2 separate regions of the Homo sapiens genome follow, and region 2 is linked to region 1. The links are chromatin loops, found by intact Hi-C in ENCODE. Cell type or tissue: endothelial cell of umbilical vein. All regions are shown on one strand. Links, peaks and the distances in the headings refer to the core of each region. The heading gives the core; the rest is flanking DNA.

Region 1 (10,007 bases), core at 689-8,688:
TTAAGGTTTTTGATGTTAGCCATTCTAGTGGGTGTGAAGTAGTATCTGATTGTGGTTTTGATTTGCATTTCTCTAATGACTAATAATATTGAGCATCTTTTGTTATGCATGTTGGTCATTATTGCTACTTCTTAATGTAAATTCTCTTATTCAGGCAAATTCTAATTCCTGCTTCCCACTCAATTTGTCGCTTATACTTTGCCTCACTGAGATGCCATGCTTCTGCCATTCCCAAGTTAACTTCCTTTTCTTCTATGAAGTATCCTAATGATTTTAGGTTCCAGATAATATATAGTATAGGAGGTCATATACAGTCTCTCCTGTATATTTATGAGTTCTAAATTATATACTCCAATTGTATATTTTTGAATTACATATAAATATTAATAATTTATTTCAATCATTTAGCAAACTGAGCTAATTGGACTCAAGTATGTATTGTGTTATTTGTTTTATTTATTCAAAGTTTCTTGAGGAGGGTGTATTGATGGTTCTAGACCTATAACTAATAAGTAATTTTGATATATTATGAGTTTGTGTGTTAATAAATTAATTTCCTGTGAGGAAAAGAGGAAGCAGTGGGAAATAAGGTATTTATCTTTGCCAGGGTTTCTCAGTCTCCATACAGTTGACATTTTGGGCTGGTAATTCTCTGTTGTGGGAACTGTCTTTTGCAGTATAGGGTGTTTAGCAGTATCCCTGCCCCCTACTCACTGGATGCCAGTAGTATCCCCCATTTGTGATAACCAAAAATATTTTCAGAAATTGACAAATGTCCCCTGGGGCACAATATTGCTTCTCCTCCCTATCAGAACTCTCTAATTTCTGTTTTGAAGACCAGTCCAGAGTTTGAGAGAATCCTAGAAATAAAAACAAGAAGTCAACAGTGATGGTTTCTGTAGAAATGTGTGCTGTTCTGAGAAGTAACTATTTTATAAGAAGGAGGATACAAAAGGTTTTGGCTGGGGAGCGTATTTAACATTCTGGAAAATAAATCTTTTGACTCTAGCTGTATTAATTTTGGTAACTGTAGAGATGATTAATTTTAGACATTGATAAATTATTTTTATTTTTTTTTCAGCTTATTATGACAATACCATTTTTCATAGAGTTGTGCCTGGTTTCATAGTCCAAGGCGGAGATCCTACTGGCACAGGGAGTGGTGGAGAGTCTATCTATGGAGCGCCATTCAAAGTAAGACTGAATTATTATTTTTATTATTATTTTTGTTGTTATTATTATTTCCAAGTCAGTTTGGATTGCTTAATCGAAAATGATTGTGTTCCACAAGAGGAAAAAACGTTTCACATTAGTATATAAACATCAGGCTGGGTGCAGTAGCTCATGCCTGTAATTCCAGCACTTTGGGAAGCCGAGGGGGGCGGATCACTTGAGGTCGGGAGTTTGAGACCAGCCTGGCCAACATGGTGAAACCTCATCTCTACTAAAATTACAAAAATTAGCCAGGCATGGTGGCACACGCCTGTATTCCCAGCTACTCAGGAGGCTGAGGCAGGAGAATTGCCTGAACCTGGGAGGTGGAGGTTGCAGTGAGCGGAGATCGCACCAATGCACTCCAGCCTGGGCGACAGAGCGAGACTCCGTCTCAAATAAATAAATAAATAAATAAATAAATAAATAAATTGTCTGTAAAAGATGCATTAATCAAGAACAGGTCAGTGATTTCTTAACTGCCAACATAGATCTAAGAAGAAAAGGAGTTAATGTCATAGTGAAGATAATAACAACAGCAGGTTCAAGTAAAAGCTAAAAGTTGTGTTTGTTATTAATTTGATGGCACCAATATCATGTTCTTTGAATGAGTAAATATTGGTATCTCTTAAAATATGGGAGTTTTTGAAAAATTCGTTTTTATATTAAGGGAATAGATTGCATTTTCCTTTCATCTTTTAATGAGTCATTGTGTGATTCTTGAAGAAAATACTTGAACTGTTAGCTTTAATTTCCAGATGATAATGGCCTTAGAAATGTGGAATAGTTATTTTAAAAGTCTCAGATGTCACTTTTAGACTATTTTATATTTTACCATGGTAAGACTTCTCATGATTTTAGATACTCCGTCTAGTCGGAAGCATTCTTTTATTCTTTTATTTGGTGTGACAGAATAGCTGTTTTTGACAATTCCTTCCTAATTTGAGATTTTTGCTTCATTATTTTCAGGTAATACAGTTATCTTGTTACATTTTTCAATTAGGTCATTTTGAATACAGTATACAGAGTTATGATCCATTGAGTTCAGATCTCTTGAGAATTATTTATTAAGGAAAAATATCTTCCTTTGTGAAAAGCATTTATGATATAACATGACTACATTTATAAATGAGTTCTGTATCAGGCTGGATGGAAATTCTGTTAACTAAGAGACTAATATATTTGTTAAGTAGCCCTGTCATGGTGAGAAAACCACCTTAGAAAGGCTTGTTCCTGCTCTTTTGAAAACTGGCAAATAGAATCAGTGCCATTTCAGAGAAGATTCAACTTAGGACTTTAAAAAGACATGGTAAAATTACATAACACAATCATAGTAGATTATTTGAATTAAAAAACAAGAACAAAGCAATTGTTTAATGACATTTAGAATGAGATGGGAAGGAGTAATAATTGAATACTCTGCAATGGCTCAAAGGTAGTTTTCTGGGAGAAATAATAGAAGATTTCAAAAGCATAGCTGACTTTGGGATGAGAATAGGGAAATGACTTAGAAATCCATTCCCCCTTGGGTACTCTTCCTTTAGATGTAACTAAGCAGCTTTCTACAAAATAGGGTATATTTCTGTCTGAGTATATTTAGAAGATACAGTCTAGTGAATTCAAGTTTAATAACATTGAAAGAATAGTAAATACTTGAAAATCAATTAAGTAAAATGTCTGCATTTTTTATTAGAAGTTGTATGGGACCTTGCAGGTCAAGTTGAATAACTGCATATGAAGGGTCTTATAACTGAGGACATTCACTAAATCTTTTTACATTTCAGGATGAATTTCATTCACGGTTGCGTTTTAATCGGAGAGGACTGGTTGCCATGGCAAATGCTGGTTCTCATGATAATGGCAGCCAGTTTTTCTTCACACTGGGTCGAGCAGATGAACTTAACAATAAGCATACCATCTTTGGAAAGGTTAGTGTCCAGTGATTTTAAACCTGTGGTTCAGTTTTTGGTTTTATGTTATTCCTTAGACTTCTAAGATACATATGATTAACTTATCTAAGAGCTACCTTTGTAAAAACATTCCATAGGATATGTTTATTATTTTCAAAAATGATGGAATATATTCCTAATATAGTGCACTATGAGGGAGCATCTAAGTTCTTTTTGGATCTTTCAATTCAGTCATTAGTTGTGACTTTAGTGTATTCCTTCTTTAAAATCATAGTAATGGTATGAGCTAAAATGTGCCACTTAGCCAATATTGATTTTACACTTTTGGAAGGACATTTAGGTAATAATATTTAGTAGTTTACAGTTTATTTTCTTAATGATGGATTTTCTTAAGTTTAAAGTGGAATTTGTGTTGACATTGAAACTTCTTACTGTAAATATTACTTTGAATAGTACCTATTTAATCCTGCTCACATTTAATGTCATATTAGGGAACGTCCTTTCTATAGAATTTTTAACAATTCCCTTTAAAAAGGGATTCTGAAGGTTTTCTTCTCTCACTCTTCTCCATTCTCATAAATATGTTTCTATATGTTTTAAGTCTTAGGCATATCGGACATCACTAGTGCATCAGCGCCCTCTGCTGGTTCAGTAAGAATGGTTTCCCCATATACTGGGCAAAACTGGATTTTTGTGGTGATGAAAGGGAAAAAAACAAATTCAGTACAATTGGAAAGCTGGTGTTGTTTTAAAACTCTTGAAAAACACTGAATGAAAGGAATCACACTAAAACTATATGTTGCAATGTTGTTGGTTAATACTTATTAATAACAGTGGGTTAGGAAATATGCATTGGCACATTCTTTTGAGCCACTCCAGCACAGCCTGTCTGATGTTTATAGATTCCCTCCATTTATTCCTTAAAAATAAGAGTGTGTAATAAAATGAGATTTAAGTTGCCATTCTGCATCAGTTTTTACAATTGGGTTATATAACTAACACATCAGAGACAATGTGTAGCATAGTTAGAAGTTAGAAAGGCCATCACTGTTGGTTTTATACCTTCTTTGATCCTCATTTTTCTTATCTGTAGAAGGATAATATTAGTTCCTACTTTTAGGTTGTTTGTGAGGATTAAATGAGATAATGTCTCTAAAGCATTTACCACATTGTTATTGTTATTTGCTTATTTTATCCTATTCCAAAGTTTAAATTTGTTTATGATGTTTGAATGAAAAGTTGTCATTCAGTAGGAGATTATTTGGCATTATATTATTAATAAAAACTTACATTAAATATATATTGGAAATTTCCAAAAAACTTATTGGGGGATTGAACTCCATCCATGCTTTTCTCCTTTAAGATAAAGTTGCTTTATTTGCATTATTAAATGCATATATTTTTATGTAATCACATGAAATTTTCTTTTAATTATTTGAAAGATGTTTTCAAAGGTTTTCTCTTAATTCAAAGGATGAGTGCAATAATTTTCAATTACATTATATTTTTAATTTGATAGGTTACAGGGGATACAGTATATAACATGTTGCGACTGTCAGAAGTAGACATTGATGATGACGAAAGACCACATAATCCACACAAAATAAAAAGCTGTGAGGTAGGAGCATGATTATTACGAGATACAGCACTTACATTGTCGTTTAAGAGGAATTGATTCTTAGTATTTTTAAACTATTGGATTAAGGCTTTATACTATGTTAACATCACAACTCAAATTTTATCTCTAATTTATTTGGGCACCGTTTCTAGTTAAGAATTTTTTTAATTAAAGATTTTAATTCAAAGATGAAACTTTATCTGATAATCCAATGACTGAAAAGCTTACCTCATAATGGAAAGTTAAAGGAATTAGGTTTATTTAGCCCAAAGTAGTGACTTCATAGGTAATTTAAGAGTAATCTGCTGGGCACGGTGGCTCACACCTGTAATCTCAGCACTTTGGGATGCTGAGGTGGGTGGATCATGAGGTCAGGAGATGGAGACCATCCTGACTAACACAGTGAAACCCTGTGTCTACTAAAAATACAAAAAAAATAGCTGGGCATGGTGGCATACGCCTGTAGTCCCAGCTACTCAGGAGGCTGAGGCAGGATAATCACTTGAACCTGGGAGGCAGAGGTTGCAGTGAGCCAAGATCACGCCACTGCACTCCAGCCTGGGCGACAGAGCAAGACTCCATCTCAAAAAAAAAAAAAAAAAAAAAGAATGACCCTTCATTGAGGAAGCAAGAATACTTGATTTGGAATCAAAGCATCTGAGTTGATCTTGTTTACTGTGTATCATTTACATTTTCTTAAATATTTTTCCCTTTTGTAAAATGGGGATAAAATATCCCTTACTTAATAGCACATAGGATTATTGAGAGAATCCAGTGAGGCCGTGTAAGTGGAAGCATGTTGTGTAGTAAATATATATCACTATACTAATAATGTTTATGTGGGGAAAAATATAGACACTATACCACTGGAATTACATACGGGGTTTGATTTTTTGTGAAATGTTAAAAATGGAATAATGTTTTCGAAATATTTTTTTTCATAGGTTTTGTTTAATCCTTTTGATGACATCATTCCAAGGGAAATTAAAAGGCTGAAAAAAGAGAAACCAGAGGAGGAAGTAAAGAAATTGAAACCCAAAGGCACAAAGTAATCATAGTGGAGAGATTTTTCTTCAGCTTGAAAAATGACACTCATTCATTTAGTTTACTATATTTCCTTTTATAGTAATTGTTTACTAGCAAAGGAGAGGCCAGTTTGAACCAGAGAGATATTGGAATTATGAGTGTGTGGTTGTATTAGTTCATTTTTACACTGCTATAAAGACATGCCTGAGACTGAGAGATATTGGAATTATGAGTGTGTGGTTGTATTAGTCCGTTTTCACACTGCTATAAAGATATACCTGAGACAGGGTAATTCATAAAGGAAACAGGTTTAATTGACTCACAATTTCACATGGCTAGGGAGGCCTCAGGAAGCTTCAATCGTGGAGGAAGGCGAAGCAGTCACCTTCTTCACAAGGCAGCAGGGGAGAGAGCGAGTGGGAAGGAGGAACTGTCAAACACTTATAAAACCATCAGATCTTATGAGAACTCACTCAGTATCATGAGAACAGCTTTGGGGACACCACCCTATAATCCAGTCACCTCCCACTAGGGTCCCTCCCATAAAACACATGGGGATTGTGGGAATTACTCGAGATGAGATTTGGGTGGGGACACAGAGCCAAACCATATTAGTGGTTTTGTTTGTTTGTTTGTTTGTTTGTTTTCCTAAATGAGCAACTCTTGTATTCAGGTGCAGTATATCTTAAACTTAAGCTACAAACATGTCATCTCAGTTGTTCACATGAAATCTGTGTTAATAAATAGATACATATTTTATGATCCCTGTAACAATTATTTATATAAATGAGTTGTTGAGAAACTTGTTTGTTGCTTATTTTAAAATTAATATGTGCTCACTCAGTATAAATAGAAAGTAAAGTATAAAGAATATTTTTAATGACTGCATGATTGCATTATGCAATTTAACTTGTATTTAACTTTTTACTCCTTTTATGTTGCTATTAAAAATAATATTATTATAAATATTTTAAAATATAAAGCTGTTTCATTCAGTATTCTGGTTTATTTCCAGAAGATAATTTTCCAAAAAATAGGAATGAAAAAATAAATTTCAGTATTTTGGACAATATTCTACATTATTAATACTGTCTGTATATACTGCAGAGTTAGATTTCAACGTACTCTTTTACTGAATCGTAGGATCCTTATTAGAGATTTTATTGTAAGTATAATTGTTAGATTTGATCAATTCTAGATATAATCCTGCCAAACCTAGTTAATAAAAGGCAAAGTTGATTAAACTTTCTAAGCTTCAGTTACCTCTTCCTATAAAATGGAGATTAGAATAAGTTCAACTCCTGGTTGTTATGAGGATTAAATGAGAAGAGGTATGTTAAAACACCCAGTAGTATAGGCATTCAATACCTATTAGTCTTTTTCCTTGATATCCTACAAATACAAAGTTAAATTGTTTTATAAAGTGTCAGATATGAGCCAGACACTTTAATAAGCAGTTAATTCCTTGTGGCAAAATAACTGCTTATTGGAATTATTTATTTGATTTTTAAAAATTCTTTGATCAGCTTATTTTGATTAATCTATCTCTGGATGAAAGGTCACTGTCACTGTATTCATATGCAGTGCGTCATCACTATGATTTATCTTAACAATAAACTCTAAAGTCTTTTTTTGGTGTGTTTTGCTTTGTTTTTGTTTCCAGCAAATATATTGGGGATGATATGTTGGTCGTTGCTTGCTTCTAGGCTTTGGGAAAAAAAAAAATCTGTTTCACTGCCACATCTTTAATTTTTCTATTTGAGAGACAGTTTTAGTAACTTGTTTATCTTACTTGAGATTACTTTTGTTTGATGAATCAGAGGAGACAAACCTAGTTTTTTCTCCTTGTGGGCTATTTTAGTTGTTCATTGCTCATATTTTTTTGTCTGACAATTTTGTATACATATTAATTTTAAAATATTAAAAAATATTTTGCCAAATACTAGATTAATTGCTTCCCATTTGTAGCACTCAGGGATATATACTTATTATTTTTCAGAAACCCCCATTTTGCTACCAGTTTTGATAAATATAAAAAAGCTTAATTATTTCTGTCATGCTTTACTCAGTAAATTTAATGGTAATGCTCAGAAGGGATTTTTGGTCATTAAAAGTTAGTATAATATAGGAAACATTGGTGCTGTGAGGCAAAAGCTTTAACATCATACTGAAAATACAGATCGTTAGAATACTTCTGCTGAATACTGAGTAATATGGTCTTTTTTAGAACAGTCAGAATGTATTTCTTCTTGTAAATTCTGTTCTCTTGCTCTGAAAATAAGGTATTTATAAGTTTGATTTGACTTTCTCTTTCTTTTTTTTTTTCTTTCTTTTTTTTGGACTAGAAATTTTAGTTTACTTTCATTTGGAGAGGAAGCTGAGGAAGAAGAGGAGGAAGTAAATCGAGTTAGTCAGGTAATCTCTAATTTGCCCTTTGTTCTAACTTACAAAAGAGATTGGGGTCTATATCTTACTCACTATTGTATCTCCTGCTATATCTGGCACAGCATGTTTTACATGGGGCAGGCTCAGTAAGTGTTCATTGAATTTGTAAATTGATTTGTGGTCAGTAATATTTGCAACTTTTGAGATTATCCTATTTATTTTTAATGTTGGCATTTTAAAAAAATCAGTTTGAACTAGACTTGCAGTTTTTTGAATGGTTGGACTTTATGATTCAGATCCTAACTGCTATTTTTTCAGGTAGTATGTTAGATGATAATGATTATTATCATTACTGATATAAACAGTCACAGACCAAAACTCTTATATTCATTTTAATGTTATTTATATATATTTTGTTTATTTCATTAATTCTCATTACAGCCCTTTGAGATGGGTGATATTATTATCATCCTCATTTTACTCATGAATACATTCAGCTATAGTTTATAATTTGCTCAAAGTAACATAACCAATAAGTAGCTACAGATGGGAACTGAACGCAGGTCTTTGTAACTATTAAATCCATGTCCTTGAATTATGCAGTGCCTCCTGGCCTTTTTATTCTGCTAGTCCTTCCTGTAGGCCTTTACATGTGGTTTTCTTCAATATTGCTTGCATCATAATACGCATTACTGAAACACGGTGTCATGCCATTGTTTAGAGCAGTAATTCTGGTGTGTATACTACAAGAAAACTGTCTTCAAGGGTTTCTACTCCTAAAGGTTCTGATATGCCTTTCTTTTTTGAAAATTAGTGAATACTGAGAACTAAAGGATTAGGTTTATAGTCTTTATTGTTGTAATTAAAACTTTATAACCTATAAGCCTTACTTGCTTAACATAATTATCTATTTCTTACCAACTCTAACAATAACATTGAATTAAAAGCATATTATTATTATTCTTGTTTTTACTTCTTTAGCCATATGTTCCCTTATTAGTGAGCACGGTTTTGCAGGCTAATGTTGGACGCCTAGTAAGCACTCTACTTAATACCCCTTGCATTAAAATGTAATTAAAATGGTGTGTATATGAAATATTTTGGTCATAACTTTTTGTTGCTTTTTATTGTATCCTTGAGTGATGTATTTGATGCCATGGATTCAATTTCCATTTACCTGTACACCAACATTCTAAACTCTAGGAGATAAGGCCAAATATTTCTCCTGGGCTCTTATCCCTTGTTCAGAGTTGCTTTAGGAAAGGTCTCTAGATGTCAAAACTAAATTCATTTTTTTACAAAAACTTCATTTCCCAATTCCTTAACGTCACCAATCACTCTGTCACCTCAATATCTGAAGAGTCATCTTCTTTAGATGTCAGTGCACTAGTCTTGCATTGTTTATGATTCAAATTTATGCCTCATCAAAATGATTTACTATGTGTCATGATTCTGTGGTTATGTTTGTGAATGGACAAAACCATGAATGTTAGATCTAGAAATTGCCAGGGTTCCTTTTCATTGATGTTTTCTAAAGATGTCAAGTTTCCTTGCATACCCATACTTTCCTCACAGTTCCCCCACCCCTGTTTTTCCTTTTGCCAGGAGTATGCTCTCTCCTTAAAGTGTTTTTCCTTTAAGATTTAGGTCTACTATCACCTTCTACTACTTCTACCTCCCCCTGCCACTGAACTCCCATCCAGGCTAAGCTAGGTACTTCTTTCCATGATAATCTGTCTATGCCCATCAAAACATTTATCCTACTGCATTACAATAATTTATCTTCTTATCTGCTAACTATACTATTTATTTTATGTAATCCCTATAACAACCATGCAATATAGATATTATTTTTC
Region 2 (10,007 bases), core at 784-8,783, 710 kb before region 1:
GGCCAATAAATACATGTAGAAGGAAACATCAGCTGAAAACTAGATGTCAGGGAGATGAAAGGTAAATAAATGAGATGTATTTTCTACCCTGCAGATTAGTCTTGATTAAAGTATGCAAAATCATTTCATGTTGGTGAGGCAGCAGACATTCTCAATATAGCTCATGGGGCTAAAGAGCCATGTATTTTCTTTTTGGGAAGCAATATAGAAAAACCTATTAAAACTATACATATATATATATATATACTCTTTGAGCAAGCATGCTCACTTTTGAAAACCTCTAACAGTTAAAACATCAGTATAGAAGAATATGTTAGAAGATAACACATAGAAATTCCAAGGTTGCTCATAGTGGCAAAAACTGAAAACAATGTGAATGTTAACAGGCACATTGTAAAATAAATGTCATTACCTCCATATTATAAATTATCATGCAACAGCTAAAAAGTGCATGAGATTGAAAAAAAAGTCAGGTTTCAGAGTAAGATATATAAACTATTCCCATTATGGTTTAAAAAAAGGAAGGAAACTCATCCCACAATTGTATATGTGTTTGGTGTATTTGTCCAGACATGATGAATGATGGGGAAGGACACAAATCATATTGTTTACAGCAAAGATTTCAAAGGAGTGGAGCTAGAGATAGGATACAAGGCAGAAAAGTTATTTTGTGTATTCATCTTTGGCCCCTTACTTTCTTCAATGGACATGTATTACTTTTGGGATTTAAAAATTAATTGTGGTTTGACTGCCCATGTCACCAAAGTAATGAAGTTTTGTCAAATAATAATTTTAGTTTTTCCTACAGAAAGAGCTAAACAGATTTTTTTCACCCAACATTTGTACCCTAAAATTGGTTTTACAGGTTGAATTATGTCCCTCCAAAAATATATGTTGAAGTCCTAACCCGCAGTACCTCAGCATGTGTCTTTATTTAGAAATTGGGTCATTGCAAGCATAATTAAGATGAGGTCATATTGGAGAAGGGTGGGCCCCTAATCCAATATCACTAGTGCCTTTATTGGAAGATAGCCGTGTAAAGAAAGAAAGGAAAACTGAAAGAATGGCATGTGGAGATGGAGGCAGAGACTGGAATGATGTCAACTGGTGTTCCTATGAGTCAAGCAACACCAAGGATTGCTAGCCATCACCAGAAGCCATGGAACATAGATTCTCCCTCTTAGAACCCTCAGGAAAAATTAACCCTGCTGACACCTTGATTTTGAATGTCCAGCATCCAGAATTGTGAAAGAATAAATTTCTGTTATTTTAAGCCACCTGGTTTGTGGTATTGTTATGGTAGCCCTAAGAAATGAATACAATGGGTAAATCTGTTTCTTAACTACCAGCATATTTCAATGCATATGAGAAGCATAATCAATGGATTTTCTTTACATTCAAGGAATATAAGTTGTTTCTAGAAACAAAGATTCTCAGTGGCTTGCTTTGAAAATTCTTATTAGAAACTCTATATAAGACAGTTCTAACTTCATTTTCAGCTCATATAAGAAAAAGAAAAGATCTTCAAGAAACATATTCCCAAAACAATGATTCTATAAGTTCAGCATCATATAATGTTACTATTTAAAATTATCTTAAAGACTGTATTCTAGTTTAGCTTAACTGGATAGAACTATTTAATGTGTACCCTCCCTCTACTGCTAGGCACTGTGATTGAGGCTTAGGATATAAGAATAAACAAGATAGATTCATTGATTTAGGATGCTTACAACCTAGTGGAGAACACAGTGCTATGGCAGGGATAAGAATAGTAGGAGATGGGAGAATGGCCACAGCAGAGGGTTGAAGTGAAAATTTTTAGGGAAGATTTCCTCTAAAGAAAGTAACATCTAGGCTGAAACTCAAAAAAAAAAAAAAAAAATAGAGACAAGCAAGTGAATGGGGACGCATTGAAGGGAAGTGTATTCTAAGTGCAGGGGTCAACATGTGCAACTACTAAATGATAGTTTAGCTACTAGAGGTTACAGTGCATAGCCCACTACAGGAATGTCATTTCACAGTGGTGAGAACACAGAGTGTGCTGGAAGACATAGTGAGTTAAGGCTGAAAATTAATTGCAACTTTGTAAACTGTGTTAAAGATTTTAGACTTTATCCTGAGGGTGGCAGAGGGAACAAACCTGAGAAAAGTAATCCAGGCAAAAAAGGTTGGTGCTGGAACTAGGAAGTAACAGCAAGGACAGAAAATACTGAGTAGATGAAAATAGGGTTGGAAAATAGAATTGGTTTGATAATTGAATGGGAGAGTGTGGAAAAGGGAAGGATGAAGGTCAGCTTTTTGGCTAGGGCATCAGGATGAATACTGAAGCCATTTCCAGGAAAGATGTATAAAGTATGAGGGCTGGAGGATGAGGTCAGACATCCCTGAAAAACAATCGAACATCTGGCAGAGAAGGAGACTTAAAAGACATGAAGAAGAGAGTGCCGGAGAGAAAAGAGGAAACCCAGAAAGATATTGCACTTGAAAACTGGAGACACAATGTTCCAGGAAAAAGTGAATGGTCCACAGTATAGATTGTTTTCAAAAGGTCCATTAAATAAGAATTGAGCATGTTTATTGGATTTAGCAAGAAAATGTTGGCTAGTCACCCTAGCAAGAGCAGTTTTAATGGAGTAGTAGGAATAGAAATCAGATTGTTGTGGGCTGAATAGTGAAAAGGAGGGGAAACCAAGAAACAGAAGCTTCAGTTTTAGCAAAGAGGAAAAGCAGCTAGGTTCTGATTGCAAGAGGCTAAGTAAGTTTGTAGATTGCTGGTAGATCAAGTTTGGTGGCTCCCTTTACATGGGGGGAAACCAAGTTACAGAGAAATGATAGCAAATGTTTATCTCTAAAGAGGTATATCAGTTATCATGTTGCATTGAAATTTTAGTACTTCCTTTATACTTTTTTGCATTTCATGTTATTGTATTTTTATAAATTTAAGGAGTACAGGTGCCATTTTGTTACGTGGATATATTACATGGGGTAAAGTCTGGGCTTTTAGTGTAACCATCACCTGAATAATTCATATTGTAGCCATTAAGTAATTTCTCATCTCTCAGGCCCCTCCCACCCTTCCTCCCTTCATGTCCAATGTGTATTATTCCACAGTCTATGTCCATGTATACACATTATTTAGCTCCCACTTATAAGTGAGAACACGTGGTATTTAACTTTCGGTGTCTGAGTTGTTTCACTTAATATAATGGCCTCCAGTTCCATGTACGTTGCTGCAAAAGATATGATTTTATTCTTTTTTTATGACTGAATAGTATTCCATTGTTGATATCTGCCACATTTTAAATTCAATCATCCATTGATGGACACTCAAGTTGATTGCATATCTTTGCTATTATGAATAGTGCTGCAATAAACATACAAGTACAGGTATCTTTTTGATATAATGGTTTCTTTTCCTTTAGGTAGATACCCAGTAGTGGGATTGCTAGATAGAATGCTAGTTCTATTTTTAGTTCTTTGAGAAACCCCCCTACTGTTTTCCATAGAGGTTGTACTAGTTGACATTCCCACCAACAGTGTGTAAGCATTCCCTTTTCTCTGCATCCTTGCCAACATCTGTTAATTTTTTGTCTTTTAAATATGTGCTTCCTTTATGTTGTAAAAATATTATTGTATGGACCAATGAGTCAGTCAAGGTTATGTATTAAGTATATTTTTTGAAGTATATACTTTCCTTTCAAAGAATTTGAATTCCAAGGAAGGAAAAAAGACAAAATGTTCCACACCCAAAAGTGACAGAAGCAGGTCTCCAAATTGTACAGGGAAGGTTATAAGATACTAAACAGTGCCTAAAATGAAATGAAGGCTATCAGGTTCTATAAATGTCTGGTGTGTGTTATCCGAAATCAAGTAGGAATAGTCTACAATTCAAACTAATAATAAAAACACATGCCAGGTGCAGTGGCTCACGCCTATAATCCCAGCTGTTTGAGAGGCCTAAGTAGGAGGATCTCTTGAGCCCAGGAGTGTGAGAACTGCCTTGGCAACATAGATCTCATCTCTACAAAAAAAAAAAAAAAAATATATATATATATATATATATATATATATATATATATATATATATATATATAGCTGAGCTTGGTGGTGTGTGCCTATGGTCCCACATACTTAGGAGGCTGAGATGGGAGGACTGCTTGAGCCCAGGAGGTCAAGGCTGCAGTGACCCTGGGTGACAGAGTAAGACCCTGTCTCAAAATAATAATAATAACAATAACAACAACAATAATAAACCTGATATGGTGTTTCCTGCTTTCAAAGGCTTTTGGGGGCAATCTCCTAAAGTACCAGCAGGTGGGGATATTACAAAAGAGGACGGCAATCACAACAGTGACTTGTTGTCATCACCAACATACAGGAATGAGATGTTAACAGATCAGCAATGGTGGTACCTCCTAAGCATACCTCCAAGTACGCTCCAGGAAATATGACCTTCCTCACTATCCCTAAGAAAAGAGGTTTCCTTTTCTTTGAAATATGTGATACAGTGATTGAGTTGAGTGAAACAATTATTAGTGTGTTTTGGTTTCCCTCATCTCAAATTTTGGAAATGTGGTTACATCATTTTTATAATTAATAATATATGTATAAATTAAGAGGATACAAATGCAATCAGTTACCCCCAAACACACTGTACTTCCAGAGATTAGTTTTAAAATAAAATATGTATTGGCTGGGCTTGGTGGCTCACGCCTGTAATCCCAGCACTTTGGGAAGCTGAGGCGGGCAGATCACTTGAGGCCAGGAGTTCGAGACCAGCCTGGCCAACATAGTGAGACCCTGTCTCTACTAAAAATACAAAAAATTAGCTGAGCATGGTGATGCATGCCTGAAATCCCAGCTATTCAGGAGGCTGAGGCAGGATAATTGCTTGAACCCAGGAGGTGGATGTTGCAGTGAGCCAAGATCATGCCACTGCACTCCAGCCTGGGCGACAGAGCAAGACCCTGTCTCAAATATATATATATCAATATAAATATTTTATTAAATATATATCTTATCAAATATATATATCTTATCAAATATATATATATATACACACACACACATATATATATTTTTTAAGGTAAATTCTGGTGTTTCCAATCTGTGGGATTAGAATTGTTCATAGATGTATGGCATCTATAACAACAAACTTCTACAGGGATGTTTAGGAGGGATTTTTTGTTTAATTTTGTTTTGTTAGTTGTTTGTTGCCTTGCCTAATAGTTCCTATATAATTTCATGTTAAATATAATTGCACTTGGCTGTCTAAGAGTTTGACGGGCTGATTTATAAACATAATTTCATTGGTTTGTTGATTGGTTGGATGGGTGGGTGTTTAGGGGCTTATAGATTGATATTTTTCTGAAATCAGTTTCTGGGTTTACAAGTAATATTTTGAATGTGCCAATTTTGTGTAACATTTTGAGGGAAGGATTTCTGGAACTACCCTAATTTAATGATAAATAGGCCTAGTAAATTATTGCCTGAAATTATTTTGTGTATGAAAAGGCAACTACCAGCAAAAGCATTCTAAAGACAAAAAAAAAAAACTAAGACTTTTTAGTGAATATAAACATGTACACATACATTTTGTAAAATCAAATTTATTTTATGGATTAACTTTCTACTGTCCCCCTTTATTTTAAGGGCACAATAATCATCTCCTGTTTAATACTTCTAAACCTGATTTTCTTAAGAATTGGCTCTTTCTCATCTTATAGACCTCAGGCCTTCTCATTAGGAGATTGCACAGAAAATGTAATCCTAGGAAAAGTAAAAAGACAGAGGATTTCATTCAACCATTGGGGTCTATTAAGAAATAAGTTTTTTTTTGGGAGGCCGAGGCAGGCGGATCTTGAGGTCAGGAGTTCAAGGCCAGCCTGGCCAACATAGTAAAACCCTGTCTCTACTGAAAATACAAAAAAAATTAGCCGGGCATGGTGGCAGGTGCCTGTAATCCCAGCTACTCAGGAGGCTGAGGCAGGAGAATTGCTTGAACCAGGAGGCGGAGGTTGCAGTGAGTGGAGATCGTGCTACTGCGCTCCAGCCTGGCTGACAGTGTAAAACTCTGTCTCAAATTTTAAAAAATAAAATAAAATAAAAATAAGTTTTTAAACTAAATACTGTTTTTATAAGAAGAGCAATGCCAAGCGCTAAAAGGTACAGCAGTTGAAAACCTTGCTAACTTTGTCTCTTGACAGCCTTTCATAGCATGGCTTATCTGATATGGTGTCTAACATTAAAAGTTCTTTGACCATACACAGAGTATGGAATGTCCATATTACAGGCAGTGGAGAAAAACATTGCTTGTGCACCCTGCAAACTTCTCTATCTGAAATGGGAGCACAGACTAATATCTGGGCCAGCCGTTGTTCAGCCTTGCTTGATCAAACATAGCAATTACGTGAAATTGGGGTAATGAGGCTGCTGCCAGCCAACCGGGGCATATTTTATTACATCTAGTTTTCAAAGAAGGTAGAATTAATATATCAAAGCAAATCAGTGTTTGAATATGGCTTTATTTTTTTTCTTATCTAAGAAGTTATTTTGGTCTTTTAGTCTCCTGTGATCTTTATTCTGAGCTACTGTCTACATTGTAAGCCCTGTCTCAGAAATTGTACCCACACTTTGTACAGGAGATACTGTTTCCTACTTTGAAGCCTCTATGAAAACCGTTAAGACCTGAGTAATGATGTTAAGTTCATGCTGACTCTCAGTGTCAAAGACAGGTTTAAAACAAGTTATCTTAAAGCCTGTGATTTTACCATTTACATTTCACTCTTTGGCATCTGTCAATGAATGTTTTCTTTCCAAACCAGAAGGGTAAAAAACGAAATTCCTTTTAAAAGATAAATTACCCCTTATATTCAATCTCACCAAAACTACAATGTTTGGCTTCTATTTGTCACCTGAAGAAGGCAGTTCCCTGGTATTTTCACCCTACGATTTAGCTGAAGCATTCGCACTTACGCACCGTATAGATAAAGCAAGTTCCTACAGAATTCAGGCAAAAGATTATTTCTTTGCCTCAATTTCATCAGATGAGTGCTTTGGACTATGGATTTTGAGGATATTACCACAAAATCATTTTCTAAACCACCTTATGTTCTGTTTAAATGTGCTTTAAATGTTATATTCCGTGGAAGTTTATAATCCCTTGAGGGGAGGTAACAATCAGAGTAGTCTAATTCTACATCATTTGATCGAGGGATTAACTACTTGTATCTTAAATACTAGATAATTGAACGGAAAGGAAAACTTGCAACCATTTAGAAGTCAGCTGGTCGGGAAACCACCGATGGAGAAATTACAGAGTGTGGAGAGGTTTCCATGAGTAGAAACAGCTGCAGTGCCTTTTTAACATCAGAACTGAATAATGCCCGGAAAAGTTTCATGTTATGCAATGTGAGGCATTATTTCTAACATTCTGAAATAGATCTTGTGGTTTGAATATTTGTGCAGGACCACATAGTAGTACAGTAAATGAATGGAGCATTAGAAAGGAAAACATAAATTATAATAGTAATTTCTGGCCGGGCGAGTTGGCTCACGCCTGTAATCCCAGCACTTTGGGAGGCCGAGGCGGGCGGATCACGAGGTCAGGAGATAGAGACCATCCTGGCTAACAAGGTGAAACCCCCGTCTCTACTAAAAATACAAAAAAAAATTAGCCGGGCGCAGTGGCGGGCGCCTGCAGTTCCAGCTACTTGGGAGGCTAAGGCCGAAGAATGGCGTGAACCCGGGAGGCGGAGCTTGCAGTGAGCCTAGACCGCGCCACTGCACCCCAGCCTGGGCGACAGAGCAAAACTCCGTCTAAAAAAAAAAAAAAAAAAGAAATTTCTAAAGCTTACATGTTACATGTTATTTGTCAGGGACTATTGTGAGCGTTTTACATATACATGTTTTAGTTCATTTAATTCCCACAAACACTCTTTTTTTTTTTGTTTTTGTTTGGTTGTTTTTTTCTTCTTTTTTTTTTTTTTTTTTTTTTTTTGAGATGTAGTCTTGCTCTGTCGCCCAGGCTGGAGTGCAGTGACGTGACCTCGGCTCACTGCAACCTCCGCCTCCCGGCTTCAAGGGATTCTTCTACCTCAAGCCTCCGGAGTAGCTGGGACTATAGGCTCGAGCGCCACCACTCCCAGCTAATTTTTGTATTTTTAATAGAGACCAGGTTTCATCATATTGGCCAGGCTGGTTTCGAATTTCTGACCTTGTGATCCGCCCGCCTTGGCCTCCCAAAGTGCTGGGATTACAGGCGTGAGCCACCGTGCCCGGCCCCACATTACTCTTACAAAATAATTTTATGCTCAGATGCAGTGGCTCACACCTGTAATCTCAGAACTTTGCGAGGCTGAGGTGGGCAGATCGCTTGAGCTCAAGAGTTTGAAACCAACCTGGGCAACATGGCAAAACCCCATCTCTACCAAAAAAACAAAAACTAGCCAGGCATGGTAGTATGACCTTGTAGTCCCAGCTACCAAGGAGCCTGAGGTGGGAAGATCACTGGAGCCCAGGAAGTTGAGTCTGCCATGAGCCATGATAGCACCAGTGCGCTCCAGCCTAGGCAACAGTGAGACCCTGTCTCAAAAATAATAACAATAACAATTTCTATTGTTACTTCAATTTCTTTCATTTTTTAAAATTTGACATATGATGTACACACAGAAAAATGAGTTTGGACAAATACAAGATATAGAATAAAACAATTCATCATCCCAAAAATCACTTCGTGCCTCGTCCCTGAATCACCATCTCCAGTGATAACCATCTTTCTAATTTCTATCACTGGACTTTAGTTTACTGTTAGAGAAGTACATGTAAATGAAATGATACAGTTTGAACTGTTTTTTGTCTGCCTTCTTTTGCCTGAATTTTTTTTTTTTTTTTTTTTTTTTTTTTGAGATAAGAGTCTCACTCTGTTGCCCAGACTGGAGTGCAGTGGCGCAATCTCGGCTCACTGCAACCTCCGCCTCCCGGGTTCAAGTGATTCCTCTGCCTCAGCCTCCCGAGTAGCTGGGACTACAGGCGCACACCACCATGCCCGGCTAATTTTTGTATTTTTTAGTAGAGATGAATTGATATTTTTAAGATTCACCCATGTTAGAGCATATATCAATAGTAAACTGTTTTATGAATACACCACAATTTATTTTCCCATTTTCCAATTGAACATTTGTGTTATTTCCAGTTTTTAGCTATTATGAATAAAACTGCTGCCAATACTCTGATACAAATCCTTTTTTGGACATATGATTTCATTTCTTTTGAACTAGGATTAGAATTATTATGCCATAGTTTAGGTGTTTATCTGGTATCATATCAAATTGTGAGACATTTTCCCCAAACAGTTGTATCATTTAACATTTTCATCCAGTATGTTTGAGAATTCAAGTTGTTCCATATCTTCATCAATACTTGGAATTGTGACCCTTTTTAAATGTATTCATTCTTAAGGGTTTGTTGCAATATCTCATTTTTCTTTGAATTTATATTTTCTTTATGATTAGTGATATTGATCATATTTTAATTTGCTTACTGACCATTGGTATTCTTTCATTGTGAAGGGTCTGTTAAAGTCCTTTGCCTATTTTTTATTGAGGCTGTTTGTATTATTATTATTGAATGCTAAGGATTATTTGTATATGGCAGATACAAGTCCTTTGTCAGAGATATGTAATGTGCATATTTTCTTTCTGTGTGTGGCTCAACTATTCATTACATTAGTGGAGTATTCGAATGAGCAGAAGTGTTTTATTTTCATGAGGCCAAATTTGTCCCTTTTTTCTTTTAGGGTGAATATTTTCAGTGTTCTGTATCCAAAAATTTTTCCTACACCCAGGTAATGAAGATATACTCCTATGTTATGTTTTATTTTAGAAACTTTATAGATTGAACTTTTATGTCTTGGTTTATAATCCAACTCAATTGATGTTTTTTAATGTATGGTATTCAGGTAGCTGTCAAAGTTCTTTTTTTTGCATATTGATATTCAGTTCTAGCAT

What was found. Peaks named below come from ENCODE experiments on the same cell type or tissue, not always from the same donor. Only the 100,000 strongest peaks of a DNase experiment are listed, where the experiment ranks them.
Region 2: it touches region 1 in a loop (10-fold over the local background); 7 of 110 quality-filtered maps call a loop at or near these places.

The regions. Positions count from the first base shown.
Region 1 is chr5:64,780,840-64,790,846 of GRCh38, forward strand. CWC27 (CWC27 spliceosome associated cyclophilin) reads left to right here. Exons shown (of 14, transcript NM_005869.4): 3 at 1,082-1,194; 4 at 2,997-3,140; 5 at 4,642-4,740; 6 at 5,685-5,788; 7 at 8,112-8,181. Among named protein-coding and RNA genes, the nearest start is that of CWC27, 17 kb to the left of the region's middle. In endothelial cell of umbilical vein, for the core only: a CTCF peak has its summit at 3,780 (motif pointing left); a DNase peak (open chromatin) is centred at 3,752.
Region 2 is chr5:64,070,411-64,080,417 of GRCh38, forward strand. No RefSeq gene overlaps it. Among named protein-coding and RNA genes, the nearest start is that of RNF180, 90 kb to the right of the region's middle. In endothelial cell of umbilical vein, for the core only: a CTCF peak has its summit at 4,315 (motif pointing right); a DNase peak (open chromatin) is centred at 4,331.